2 separate regions of the Homo sapiens genome follow, and region 2 is linked to region 1. The links are chromatin contacts, found by Hi-C in ENCODE. All regions are on one chromosome and are shown on one strand. Each heading gives the region's core, a stretch centred on a gene start or an enhancer-like site at or near the end of the contact. The rest is flanking DNA. Distances are from core to core; before and after follow the strand shown.

Region 1 (7,339 bases), core at 568-3,067:
TTATTAATCACAAAAGCTATTATGTTCTTTATGCCAAGCAAAGATCAAACACATGATCTCATTTAATCCTCACAACTACTCTTGAAATATGTGTTATTATCTGCAGAACAGTTCCCGGGGTGGCTAAGGGCAAAATCCAAACCGCAGTGGGTTAAGAAGTGACTGAGTGGGGAGAATGTAGTCTGGATTTGGGATAAATTTAGGATAGAAAGGGATTGAGCCCCTATTAAAGGCTAGTGAGTGCGCCAGTCACTTTAGCACTGCTTTCTAATGTCATCCAAACAAAACTCTAAAAGGAATGTGTTGTTATTCACCATCAAAGAAGAAACTCAGATCTGGAGACATGGTGTGACTCCAGGAGCCTATCTTCTTTTCGATCAACTCCATTGCCCTACAGAGGGGAAGAGGGATAAATGCAATAGACATTGACTGAAGATTTTACTGCATATGGTCAAGAACTGCACTAAACATTTACATGGATTGCACACTGAAACTTCAGTTTAAATGCTAATTTCACTATTAATAGTGTGGTTATCTGGCCTGAGGCCAGAAATCAGACTCCCTGAATTTGGATCTCAGTTCTGTCACTTACTATGTATCCTTTTGCCTCAGTTTCCTCATCTGTAAAATGGGTTTTGCTGTGAAAATTATTTGGTAATATACTTGAAATATAAATAACAAGGCATGTCTAGAGCATAAGTGTGGAGAAAAATGTTAGCTCACAGTTGTTTTTTGTTTGTTTGTTTGTTTTTTGTTTTGAGACAAAGTTTGCTCTGTCACCCAGTCTGGAGTGCAGTGGCACAATCTCGGCTCACTGCAACCTCCATCTCCTGGATTCAAGCCATTCTCTTGCCGCAGCCTTCCCAGTAGCTGGGATTACATGTGCGCACCACCACGCCCAGCTAATTTTTGTATTTTTAGTAGAGATGAGGTTTCACCATGTTGGCAAGGCTGGTCTCGAACTCCTGACTTCGTGATCCACCCGCTTTGGCCTTCCAAAGTGCTGGGATTACAGGCCTGAGCCACTGCGCCAGGCTGCTCATAGTTTAATCTCCATTGTACAGCCATGACAAGAGAGAATTAGGAAGACAAAGCTAGCGACTCTTACATTCTGTTCCGGACTCCGGGATCTTCCACACACCCTTGTTTTTAGCCACCACTGCACCATCCTGCTGGGAAACCTTTTGGGGACCTGTAGGAAGGAAACCTTTGGGGGAAGCTGTAGGTGGGGTTGTGGTGTGTTTGCTTGTTTTCTTATTTGTTTTTAACATGATATTGACTCGCACATATTTCTCACCTCGAGAGAAGATGATGCGGGAGAGAGGGGCGTTATGATGGGTATGCTCTCAGAAAGACAGGAAGCTATGATGACGGGCTGCAGGTGCAGGGGCCCGCAGTGTCCGTCAGAAGAGGCTCGGGAAAGTAAGCGAGAATGGTGTTCACGTTGTGACTTTGTTTGGAATCATAAGACCGAAAAGCCAGGAAGAAGTTCTGTTTTCCTCTGCCCTCTTGCTAGCCACCACACAGCCACTGTTCTTGGAGAATTAAAAAAAAAAACAAACAAAAACAAAACAAAACAAAACAAAAAAACCGTCCCTCCTACCATTTCTTTAGTCCTGAATCTCCTTTTCCCTTCCTCTCCCCAGCCATCCCCACCCCTACTTCCTCTTCTCTCCCTCCCGCTGCCAGTTCTCTGGTTACTCCCCCCCTCCCTTGCTTCTATCCCAGCCTGGTGCAAGCTAAGAGGGCGAGGACGAGGGAGTGGGAGAGATTGGCTGAGGACTCTACAGATCAGCTAGAGAGCGAAAGAACTAAGTCTCTCTCTCTCATACACACACACACACGCACACACGCGCGCGCGCGCGCGCACACACACACACACGTACACTAAAAAACTCGGACCAGCCGCGCCGCAGCTGCTCCAATCCCTGGAAAAGGCAATCGAGCGCCCTCCGGACCGCTGCGCACAGCCCCGGCTCCGACCTGGCGCCCAAAACAGAGCTAGTCCTAGTCCCTCGCGCGGCCAGTTTGGCCGGGTGTTCCCAAAAATAAAGCGAGGAGGGAAGGTACAGACAGATCTTGAAAACACCCGGGCCACACACGCCGCGACCTACAGCTCTTTCTCAGCGTTGGAGTGGAGACGGCGCCCGCAGCGCCCTGCGCGGGTGAGGTCCGCGCAGCTGCTGGGGAAGAGCCCACCTGTCAGGCTGCGCTGGGTCAGCGCAGCAAGTGGGGCTGGCCGCTATCTCGCTGCACCCGGCCGCGTCCCGGGCTCCGTGCGCCCTCGCCCCAGCTGGTTTGGAGTTCAACCCTCGGCTCCGCCGCCGGCTCCTTGCGCCTTCGGAGTGTCCCGCAGCGACGCCGGGAGCCGACGCGCCGCGCGGGTACCTAGCCATGGCTGGGGCGAGCAGGCTGCTCTTTCTGTGGCTGGGCTGCTTCTGCGTGAGCCTGGCGCAGGGAGAGAGACCGAAGCCACCTTTCCCGGAGCTCCGCAAAGCTGTGCCAGGTGACCGCACGGCAGGTGGTGGCCCGGACTCCGAGCTGCAGCCGCAAGACAAGGTCTCTGAACACATGCTGCGGCTCTATGACAGGTACAGCACGGTCCAGGCGGCCCGGACACCGGGCTCCCTGGAGGGAGGCTCGCAGCCCTGGCGCCCTCGGCTCCTGCGCGAAGGCAACACGGTTCGCAGCTTTCGGGCGGCAGCAGCAGGTGAGTGCGCGAGGTGAGACTCCCTTCCCGCGGTCCCGCCCCAGCTTTCTCCCGGGACCCCCCACAGCTTCCTTGTCTGCCCCTTGCTTGGTGGCGCTGCCTAGGGACCTTTCTCCGCCCTCCTCAGCTGCCCTCTGGATTCCTCCGTCCAGTCACACCCCGCGTGTCGCCAGCTGCATCTCCTGTAAGCCCAGTTTTCAAATCCAAAGTGAGAGGGGGAAATAGAATGAAGGCGCGGAGCAGTGGAGGGGTAGGCTGGAGGAGCTTCGTGGAAAAAGGGAAGGGGCGACACCCCATGCCTGTGAGGCCTCCTGCCCTGAGTGACTGGAGCACCTCTAGGGTACCTTATTCTGTTGATTCCTAAATCGGCCAGCGGAAATTCCTTTGGACTGGGCTTTAGCCATGTTTACTAAGAGGCAGATGCCATTTTATGCCAATGCCAGGACCCGAGAGAAATCATACTTGAATAAGACGCCTTCCCCTCTCCTTTTCTCCTTCCCCAGTCGCTTCTCCAGATATTGCACCCGCTCCTAATTCGCGCCCTTTGTGTTACTGTACTATATTTGACACTTTACTTGATAGTTCCTTAGTGGCAAAAAAAAAAAAAAAAAAAAAAAAAACAGGTGCTTGGGTGTTTCGATTATTAAAACGCATCTGGGTAAACAGGGGTTGTACCATCCATCCTGGGAGGAGCTGGGAGACAAGGGGAGGGAGCAACCCTGGATGTAAACACCTCTTGGAATCTGCCCAAGAAAATCTGCTCATCCCATTTTTCAGCACAGATCACTTCGGACTGAAATTCATGGCTTAACAAGGTTTCTCCTAGCCCCTGTGGTGAAGGGAATAACTTATGCTAACAGCCTCCCTCCCTTGTGTTAACAGCTTGAGGGAAAGCTTCCTGGACACTAACTCTGTTTTTATGCTTTGAGGATTCACCAGGCTTTTTTGTTCACTACATTCATGATAAGGGGAAATGTAACTGCAAAGCCTGTCTTCAGTGAACAGTTGAACAATAGCCAAGAATCTTCAAGAAAATGAGGCCATGCCTCAGTCAATACTGTCAGAATCACTAGAAAGAAATCTCCCAAAGTTTTGATATGCAAGACTCCTGGAAAAAGGGAAAACTAAGGCATTCATCAAGGAAAGCCCTGCATTGTCTGTGTAAATATATTCTAGAGCTTACAGGCATGATGACATTTACAATAGATGTGAATTATGCTTCCTAATACAGAAGTCTTTAGCTAGAGACTGAACTGAACCAGATTTTACTTTCTTCTTAAAACCATGAGCATGATCTGTGAGGAGAGCGCCACCAGTAAGGAAAAAGAAACCTGCTCTGTGTTATCCACAGTATCCTAGCCATTGGAGGAGGCTGTCCTGACAGCTGACTACACCAGTGAATACTCTGTTTACTTTAGTGCAACTCTAGGGGCATAACTCAGTGAGTAACTCATGTGGGAGTTGCAAGGATTGAAAGGAAGTTGGGTGAGCTAGGCAGGTGGCAAAAATGAAGGTACTCAAATGACTCTTATCTTGATATTTGTTTTCTTGGTTATATTGCTAGGGAGTAGCTGAGGCCCCTAAGATAAAAAACAATATGTTTGGGATTAACAAGTTTCATTTATAGAATGAACCACATGGTTTGGAGGTAGAATTTGAATTTGTTTCATTCACGTATTGTATAGCTTTTATTTGTTTTAGGCCAAGTTAACCATGGATAAAGATTTTAACAACTCAGGCACCATATTCTTTTTGGCTTCAACTCATTCCTTGCAGTATTCCAGAGTGTGCCTTATCAGCCTCACTGTAGTCTCATAGCATCAAATAATAAACTCTGATATGGAGGCCAGACATTCCCTTGAAACGATGAGTTGCAGCTTGATGCATATATACAAGGCTGTGTGCCCTGATAAGAAAAGTAATCCCTTTAGCATCCTAGAGACTGTCTTAATGACTTATTCATCAAATGTAGACACTGGTTTTTGTGGAAGCTTAAGTGTCATGTTACCTCATTGAGGCTCCTGGTGAGGTGGTTCGTGTTGGGCCCCTTCCAAGAGTGTTTAGTTACTAACACACTAAAAAGACTATTATAAGGCAGTTCTGGCTCTAATAAGGCAGGACTCTAGGAAGGTGCTAAGGTTTTCATGTGTGTCCCTCTCTCGTCATCCATATCAGCATTTCCATAACACCCTTTCACCTTGTGACATATGTTCCCTTGTAGGTGAAAGATGCTGTCTAAATTAATATAGTAGATATGTTTTCCAGTCCAGAGTTTTTAAGTTTTAGAACATATGGGTTTCTCTGTACTGAAGACGTTAGAAATTTTAATGGAAGATCAGGTGGTGTGCTGTGTATGGGGCAGCTGCTGATCCGGCAGCCTCTGAGTGCTTATTCAGGCTGAGTTATAGCTTTAGAGTCCTGTTTGTGCCTTGGTACATACCTGATTAAAATTATTTATTGTTCTAAACCTAGAATATCTTCGATTGAAATTTAGCTGCTGTGGTCTCCCTCTGATTACTTTCTACTTAAACCATTACTTGATGGTGGGTGGCATTCATCCTAAATACACTTTCTGCTAAACCCTTTTCTCCTCCCTGAATGCTATGTAGTTGGTGTGCCAAAACCGTAAGTTTGGAGTGCTTGTAAGTTTTTTTGTCATGTGGAAGGGTTTACATAAAGATAGGTTTTATCTTTCCCTTTGCAAAAGGTAATTCACAAAATCTATTAGTGACAGAGAAGGTCAGCTTCATAAAAATACACCATGTGAAGGAAGACAGAAGGATATGAAATTAGCATTTATTTTGATTTTGGTTTAAGTTGTCTCTGGCTACTATATGATAAAGAAGAATATTTTACATGAATTTTTCTTCTGTCTTGATCTTTTAAGATACTTTAGGATCATCACTTTCTCATGACTCCCATAGTCACTTAATCTTCCTTTTCTTAATGACAAATATAATCTCTTTAGGAAAAACAATTAAAGCACACATGTTGTTAGGAAACTTTCACTATTCATGACATGCACCCACCAAAATAGCACATTTTAGTGAGTACTTATCACCTTTTAAAAAATCTCACATACTTCATAGATTTAAAAAAATAACTGAGGCAATCCAGCCCCACAAGTGAATATTTTCCTGCAATGAGGAAGAGGAGATTCTTTCCTCCTATGACCAAAGTACTTTTAAGATAAGTAATTATAATATTGAAATGTTTCTGAAGTATAAGGCTAAAATATAAGGCTTCGGCAAAGATAGTATATAACTAAGTGTTGAATGATCATCCCAATAGGAGCCATTCCTTCAAAATATATGGAACCAGTGGGAAAACATCATTTTTGATAGGTTTGATGCTAAGGGACTAGAAAAACTATTAAAATGTAGTTACCTTGAAGTGCCTGGCACCTAGAAACTAGGCTTGAAATTTAAAAGTACTTGGATAATCTGATGTTTTCATTTAAAGGACAATAGTACATCTGGGGAAGAGGAGATGGGTGTGCAGCTGCTTTGAATTACACACTACTCTGAATACATGATAGCCTTTAATGAAGTTTTTACTGTAACAAGCAAGACAGCTTCATAATCTCTGACATTTAAAACATCATAATGTCATGAATTCTTCATTATTCATGCTAATGCAAAGGAGAAAGGGAATGAATTACATATAAAAAAATTTAAGTTTAACTTTGTTGTTTAGCTAGAAACACTTGAAGAGACCAAGTGTTTCATTGACCATGGGGGTCAATGAAAAAAAAATCTCCTAAGCAAATAATTCACTCAAGGAATATTTGTACACTAGAAATAGATAAATAATTCAGAATGAATTAGAAGGTTACATACATTTTACCTAAGTAGTGGAAGCTCGTAAGCATTTGATTGAATGAGTTCAGATTTTTCTAAAAATTAAATAGGGACATGAATATCAAATCTGCTTTTAAGCATTTTTGCATCATATAATTTTATATTTGGAAGAAGCATTCAAGAAAACAAGTCCTTCCTTTAATGGAAGCAGAAGCAAGTACTATGATGTATTTGCCAGATAATTTTTCAAACATACTGAGCTCATCTCAAAACCTATTATTTTTAATAGCCAAATCTAATTTTGTAGGAGAACATGTCACAAAAACAGGTCTTTGCAAGATGTTAACAGGTATTATATAAAATTGGGCCTCATGGTCAAACTTGGAAAACGTGATCAATTTTCTTTGCTGTGGGACCTTTCAAGACCTTTAAATGCTAATGAGTCCCCATAAAAGGCGAATACTTTCTCCTGGAGAAAGCATTTTACAGAAATGTCCTTCTAAGATGTCTAGTTGGGAAAACAGTGGTTCAACGGAACACTGTCTCATTTTTCATTTCCCATGCAGTACCTATCTCAGTATGTTAACTTATATTATTACATTTTGGACTTGGGTTCAATTGGCATTGTACCATCTTCCTGCTTTTATGTCATAAACGTCTCTGAATGTAATTTTAGATATCTTCTGTCATTAAATTTTATTTTTTCCTATATCTTTATGAGTTCTCCTTCATTATTTTCATCTATAAGATTAATATTCATTGTTTCACACAGGTATTATGCTTTAAAAAGAAAAGCTAGTTTATTTGTGGAAAAATTCACTAATGATCA
Region 2 (6,399 bases), core at 1,426-3,925, 2.4 Mb after region 1:
CATATAATTTCAGAGGGTTCGTGGATTTCCTAAAATTCATTCCTGTACTTCCTTTGAATCCATGGACACCAGGTTTAGACCTTTGCTCTGGATGTTATAACTGTTTTTTTCTTTATAACATATATCTTTATAGGGGATAGTTTTTTTAAAGACATAAATTTTCTTTTCTGAAGATGGAAACATACATATTATTAAATCATACTTCCATGGTAAAACACTGCCTAAACACTTGCACTTTAGAAACTTCACATCCTACAATGTTTCCATCACTTAGCCAGTGTCTCCATCTTATTACCTTGAATTACTCTAAGAAAATGAATGATTTACTGAGAATTTTTTTAATGATAATTTAATTTCCTTAAGCTTTTATAATCAAAATCATTGTAAAAGCAGACTGTTACCAAAATGAGCAACTCCTTCATCTTATTCCAAACATTTTTATATTTTGCTATTCAATAAATTTAAGTCTATCTTAGACCAATCCATGATAGTAGGATTGAAAGAGGAGGTAGAGGTTGACTAGATTAGCATTCAGGTTAATAGACTATGAATAGTGATACAGCATTAGCTAAGGGGCTGAAAGAAATCTCAGAAAATGATAAAACCACACATGGGACAAACAGGTGTATAAAAAACTGAACTGTTAGTAGTTAAAGTAACTTCATACTTATCTCTATGAATACGACAGAGCCAATATTAAGATACTACAAAATTATAAGACAACACATTTCTTACTCAGGAAATTATATCCAAATGTCCATACAACTAAGTGTGAAGTTTACTAAGAAAACAAAGGCAGGCCAGGCGCAGTGGCTCACGCCTGTAATTCCAGCACTTTGGGAGGCTATGGGGGGCGGATTGCTTGAGCTCAGGAGTTCGAAACCAGCCTGGGCAACATGGTGAAATACTATCTCCATGAAAATTACAAAAAATTAGTTGGGAGTGGTGGTGTGTGCCTGTAGTCCCAGCTACTTGGGAGGCTGAGGTAGGAGGATCACTTGAGCCCAGGAGACAGAGGCTGCAGTGAGCTAGCTGAATTTGTGCTACTGCATTCCAGCATAGGTGACAGAGTGAGACCCTGTCTCAGGAAAAAAAAAAAAAAAAAAGGAAAAGAGAAAAAAAGGCAATGGAAGATACAATTCATTTCCACAGTGGTAACAGTGATTAGTCCTTTGACTGACTAAGCCAGTTGTTCCTGTCCTTGGCTATATGTTGGACTTGCCTGGGGAGCTTTACAAAATGATATCTGGGTGTCACTCCCAGAGATTCTGATTTGTCTAAGATGTAGCCTGGACTTTGGAATTTTTAAAAGCCTCCAAGATGATTCACTATGCACCCAAGGTTTTGAATCACTGACCTAATATTACTTAACATTCTCATACATATAGTCTTAGGGTTTTGTCTTTTTTTTTTCCTTTTCTTTTTGAGACTGAGTCTCCCTCTGTCACCCAGGCTGGAGTGCAATGGTGTGGTCTCAGCTCACTGCAACCTCTGCCTCCCAGGTTCAAGTGATTCTCCCGCCTTAGCCTCCCGAGTAGCTAGGACTACAGGTGCACGCCACCACACCCAGCTAATTTGGTATTTTCAGTAGAGACAGGATTTCACTATGTTGGCCAGGCTGGTCTTGAACTCCTGACCTCATGATCCGCACACCTTGGCTTCCCAAAGTGCTGGGATTACAGGCATGAGCCACCGTGCCTGGTCTTCTTTTTTTTTTTTGATGGAGTCTCGCTGTGTCACGCAGGCTGGAGTGCAGTAGTGCGATCTCAGCTAACTGCAACCTCCGCCTCCCGGGTCCAACAGATTCTCATGTCTCAGCCTCCCCAGTAGCTGGGATTATAGGTGCAAGGCACCACACCCAGCTAATTTTTTGTATTTTTAGTAGAGATGGGGTTTCACCGTGTTGGCCAGGCTCGTCTCAAACTCCTGACCTCAAGTGATCCACCCACCTCGGCCTCCCAAAGTGCTGGGATTACAGGCATGAGCCATGGTGCCCAGCCACCTTAGAATGTTTCTCTGGCTATTTCACATGTGATTTTTCACAGTTAAAATTTCTTTCTTCAAGGTCAAGGCCTTCAGTATACTAAAACAACTTAATATGATGTTTTGCAAGGCATAATTAGTGTTTGCCCAATAAAATTAATACATAGTCTGTAATTCCTAATAAAAATAAAACAGGCTATTTAAAAAATATTAACATACTTGCTTAAAAATTTGCATATCATTTCTGCTACATTTTCACAGTTCTTCTTACTAGGACAAAAAACTAAGCAGGAATAATTGGGAATAACTTCTGTCACCAATGCTACCAAGTGATCAGGATCCATCTTTTTTAGGGTATCAGAATACTGCAAAACAACAAGATGTAGGAACAAAGTGGTTAGTAAACATGAAACCCTGTCAATTTTTTACCAGTGTGATTTGAAAGGTAAATAAACCATCTATAATTCTAAACTTCTAATTTAATAAATCTGATCATTTAAAAGAAAAGATGAAATCTATATTAAACATCAAAATGTTCAATCTCACTTTTCTTTTAGGTTATTATGATTTTCTTAGGTCTAGTTAGTCTAAAAAAAAACCTAGAATTAAACAAGTGAATTAAAGAAAATTAAAGAAGTGAAAATAGTTAATGTTATTAATAGCCTCACTACATGCCCATCTCCACCACAGCAGAACAAAAAAGTCCACAGAGAGAAACACAGATTGATCCTAATAATAGTTAACGGACTGTGTAAATAAGACATGCCCTTTACAACCATTAAGTTTTCAAAAACACAGATTCAATCATACTACTGAATTATGACAATTTTTGTAGTCACATGAGGAACACAAAGAACATGAAGAAAAAATGTGAAGTTATTTAAAATCTATTTCTTCAACTTTACTAAAGACATAGCTGTAGAATAACACATCTTCACAGAATTCTAAAACTACTGTATAATCCCTTCTTCCCCTTTTTAATATCCTTCATACAAGTCATAAAACACTAAAATTTACATAGTAGACATTAACATTTTATACACCAATATCTGAACTACATGGTCCATAAATTATTCTTTTGTTGTTGTTGTTGTATGAATAAACATTTACAGGAGAGTTTTCCAAATTTTCTTTGTTCACAGCCCCAGGGCCCAAAGAAATACTTTACAGTTTTGTTAATTAAATAGTGAGGTCCAAACAACTTAATAAATACGTACTTCCTCACAATTTAGTAGCTGTTAGAATAAATAATACACATCAGTTGAGTGAAAAAATATTTTTATTTCATTCTTAAATAACCACAACAGCTCACTAATGGGATGTGTGCACAACTTGGTACTGTCTTTCAAAATCTGAAATAAGACTGGACACAGCTATTCTCTTCTGTTCCAGATTGATTTTCACACGGTACTTGCTTACAGCAACTGTAAAAACCCCAACTTCACAAAGATATGATGTCATAGAAAAGAATATGGTGTGATCTAATGTTGAAACTGGAAACGAGCTATCTTGAACTGGCAGTCTGCATGGTGTCCAACAAATGTCAAGCATCAGCTGTTTCTCTGAAAAATCTAGACTATTCTACGGAATCCATTGGAAACTCTTGTTGTGCCCCAGACACAAAGTCTGGTAACCTGGAATTTAAATGTTATCAATGTTACCTTATAATTAAGAAGACGTGAAAAAGTCATGCCATTCTCAGCTTTGCTGTCAACTTCATATATTGTATCATTTATTTTCAGATATTCTTTTAACTCAACCTTGAATTAAAAGGACATTTGCAATTAATACGACATATAAATTCATCTTTCCAGTGTTTTAAATATTGTAAAATAGGTTAAGAAAGGACAGCTATAAAAGAGTTTAGCTTTTCTAAGATACATAAAACATGCTTCAACTTAAAAGTTCTTGCTTTACCATTTCTTCTTCTTCTGTTTTGGTCTCTTTTTCCCTTAAAATCAAAATAGAGATCAATATCCTTGAAGAAATATGTTTGAATTCAGTAAACATCATATCCAAAAAAGAAACCACACACTTCTGTATTTGTCACAAAAAGTGTGAGTCTTGGTGTTCTTAACTTTTACTAAGGTATCATCTGTTTTATGTCTCAAGATCTAAAACTTTGTCTTTTTTTTTTTTTTTTTTTTGAGACAGGGTCTCACTCTATCACCCAGGCTTGGAGTGCAGTAGCATGATCACAGCCCACTGCAGCCTCAACCTCCAGGGCTCATGCTATCCTCCTACCTCAGCCTCCTGAGTAGCTGGGATGACAGGCATGCGCTACCACGCCAGGCTAATTTTTATAGAGATGGGGTTCCTCTATGTTGCTGAGGCTGGTCTTGAACTCCTGGGCTCAAGCGATCCTCTTGCCACAGCCTCTCAAAGTGCTAGGATTACATGCATGAGCCACCGTGTCCAGCCAAAACTTTCTGTCTTATTATTCATCAGTTTTAATTCTAAATACCACCACACTATTTTTCTTTATTTGTCGACAAAAACAGTTTGTAAACACAGCTCATTGCATTTTATAATAACAATAACAATGTCTACTGTGGCAATTAAGTTAAAAAATATCTCTTGAAAATGTTCCTATCTGGTTCAAATGTAAAAACATCAATTTTTTTTTTTTTTTTTTTTTTTTTGAGACAGGGTCTCACTCTGTAGTCCAGGCTGGGGTGTAGCGGCACAAACACAGCTTACTGTATCCTCAACCTTCTGGGCTTAAGTGATCCTCCCATCTCACCCTCTCAAGTAGCTGGGACTATATGTGAGTGCTAATATGCTCTAATTTTTTTTTTCTCTCTCTTGCAAGGCTGGAGTGCAGTGGCGCAATCTCGGCTTGCTGCAACCTTCGCCCCACTGGGTTCAAGCGATTCTCCTGCCTCAGCCTCCAGAGTAGCTGGGACTACAGGCGTGCGTCACCATGCCCTGCTAATTTTTGTATTTTTTAGTAGAGTCGGGGTTTCACCATGTTGGCCAGGATGGTCTCGATCTCTTGACCTCGTGATCTGCCCACCTCGGCCTCCCAAAGTGCTGGGATTACAGGTGTGAGCCACCGCGCCTGGCTGCCCTAATTTTTTAATTTTTTGTAGAGACAGGGGTCTCGCCATGTTGCCCAGGCTGGTCTTGAACTCCTGGACTCAAGCAATTCTCATGCCCCGGCCTCTTAAAGTGTTGGCATTGCAGGTGTGAGCCACTGCACCCAGCTAAAACATCAAATTTCAAATTAAAATTTGGCAATTAAAAAAATATTTTCTGAAAACCTATTTAGACACTGAAAAACTATTGAGGCACAAAACATACACACTAGTAGTGCACACAAAAATATATATACATTACAAGCTATTTTCAAATAACCACAAATTACATTTGTTTACTTTCTTCAAGCATTTTGGGAATGCTGCTGTTGAGGAGTTTATATGTAAATCCATGTGAAGCCTTAACTTATTAAAAAAGTATTATAACTACTAACATATAAATATTTAAAAATATTTTAAATTTTAAGATATATTTTTTAATGTGCCAATAACTCAAAACATGTCTCACTAAAATTTTGCCAAATAAAAAAATTTAGTTTACAGAATAAGAAGTGAAAAAATAAAATGGGGGTTTGGGAAAACTCATTCAATGAACGTTCATTGACAGCCTGTGGGCCAGGCTATAGATACATTAGTGACCCAACCCAAGATCCCTGACCTATACACAAACTCTTAAATTCTCTATACACAACCTCTTATTAGCATATAGTCATGGTGAGTAAAATATGCCCCTTCACTACTCTACAGAATTCTTTAAATCCTATGTTTACTACTTTCATTTCTAAGTTAGATGAATACGAAACAAATCAATACAGTGCAAACCTTAGGTACATACTGGTCTAAATTGACTGGTATAATATTCTGCTTGAAGAAACTTTTGTAGGTCTTCAACATTGTTTAATGTTGCACTCATACCAATAATTTGAGTCGTTTCTAAAACACAAACAAACAAAAGCCAAAGTGTTAAGGAAAATATGTTATTTAATATATCATAAAGTAATTTTAGCAAGTCTTTTGTGCTCTGAATTCTTCCTGAGTGATTTGGGAAAGGGGTGGGAGAGGTAAGTAAGAAAAATACAAATAGCTGGGTGCCTGGCTCACATCTGTAATCTCAACACTTTCGGAGGCTGAGGTGGGAAGATCGCTTGAGGGCAGGACTTCAACACTAGCCTGGGCAACATAGTAAGACCTCATCTCTACAAAAAAATTAAAAATTACCTGGGCATGGTAGTGCACGCCTGTAGTCCCAGCTACTTAGGAGGCTGAGGTGGGAGGATCGCTTGAGCCCAGGAAGTCAAGGCTGCAGTGAGCCATGATTGTGTCACTGCACTGCAGCTTGGGCAACAGTGAGACCTGACCTCTTAAAAAAAGAAAACTA

The links. Hi-C counts contacts between places; a loop is a spot of excess contacts on that map. Pooled maps may share reads with other maps.
Region 2: a loop to region 1 is called in a map of OCI-LY7, with 9 times the contacts of the local background. The contact joins the enhancer-like site here to the promoter of BMP3 in region 1. A Hi-C loop is called at or near these places in 1 of 168 maps with a recorded cell type or tissue (OCI-LY7) and 1 of 50 pooled maps.

The regions. Positions count from the first base shown.
Region 1 is chr4:81,028,891-81,036,229 of GRCh38, forward strand. It overlaps BMP3 (bone morphogenetic protein 3), which reads left to right and starts at 1,818. Exons shown (of 3, transcript NM_001201.5): 1 at 1,818-2,710. The coding sequence starts at 2,395.
Region 2 is chr4:83,437,661-83,444,059 of GRCh38, forward strand. It overlaps HELQ (helicase, POLQ like), which reads right to left. Exons shown (of 18, transcript NM_133636.5): 6 at 5,857-5,954; 7 at 3,645-3,743; 8 at 2,203-2,348. Among named protein-coding and RNA genes, the nearest start is that of HELQ, 15 kb to the right of the region's middle. Within about 2 kb of position 2,676, at least 2 of the 41 ENCODE cell types and tissues checked have a DNase peak (open chromatin) inside an H3K27ac peak, as active enhancers do; they include OCI-LY7, where a contact is called at or near this core.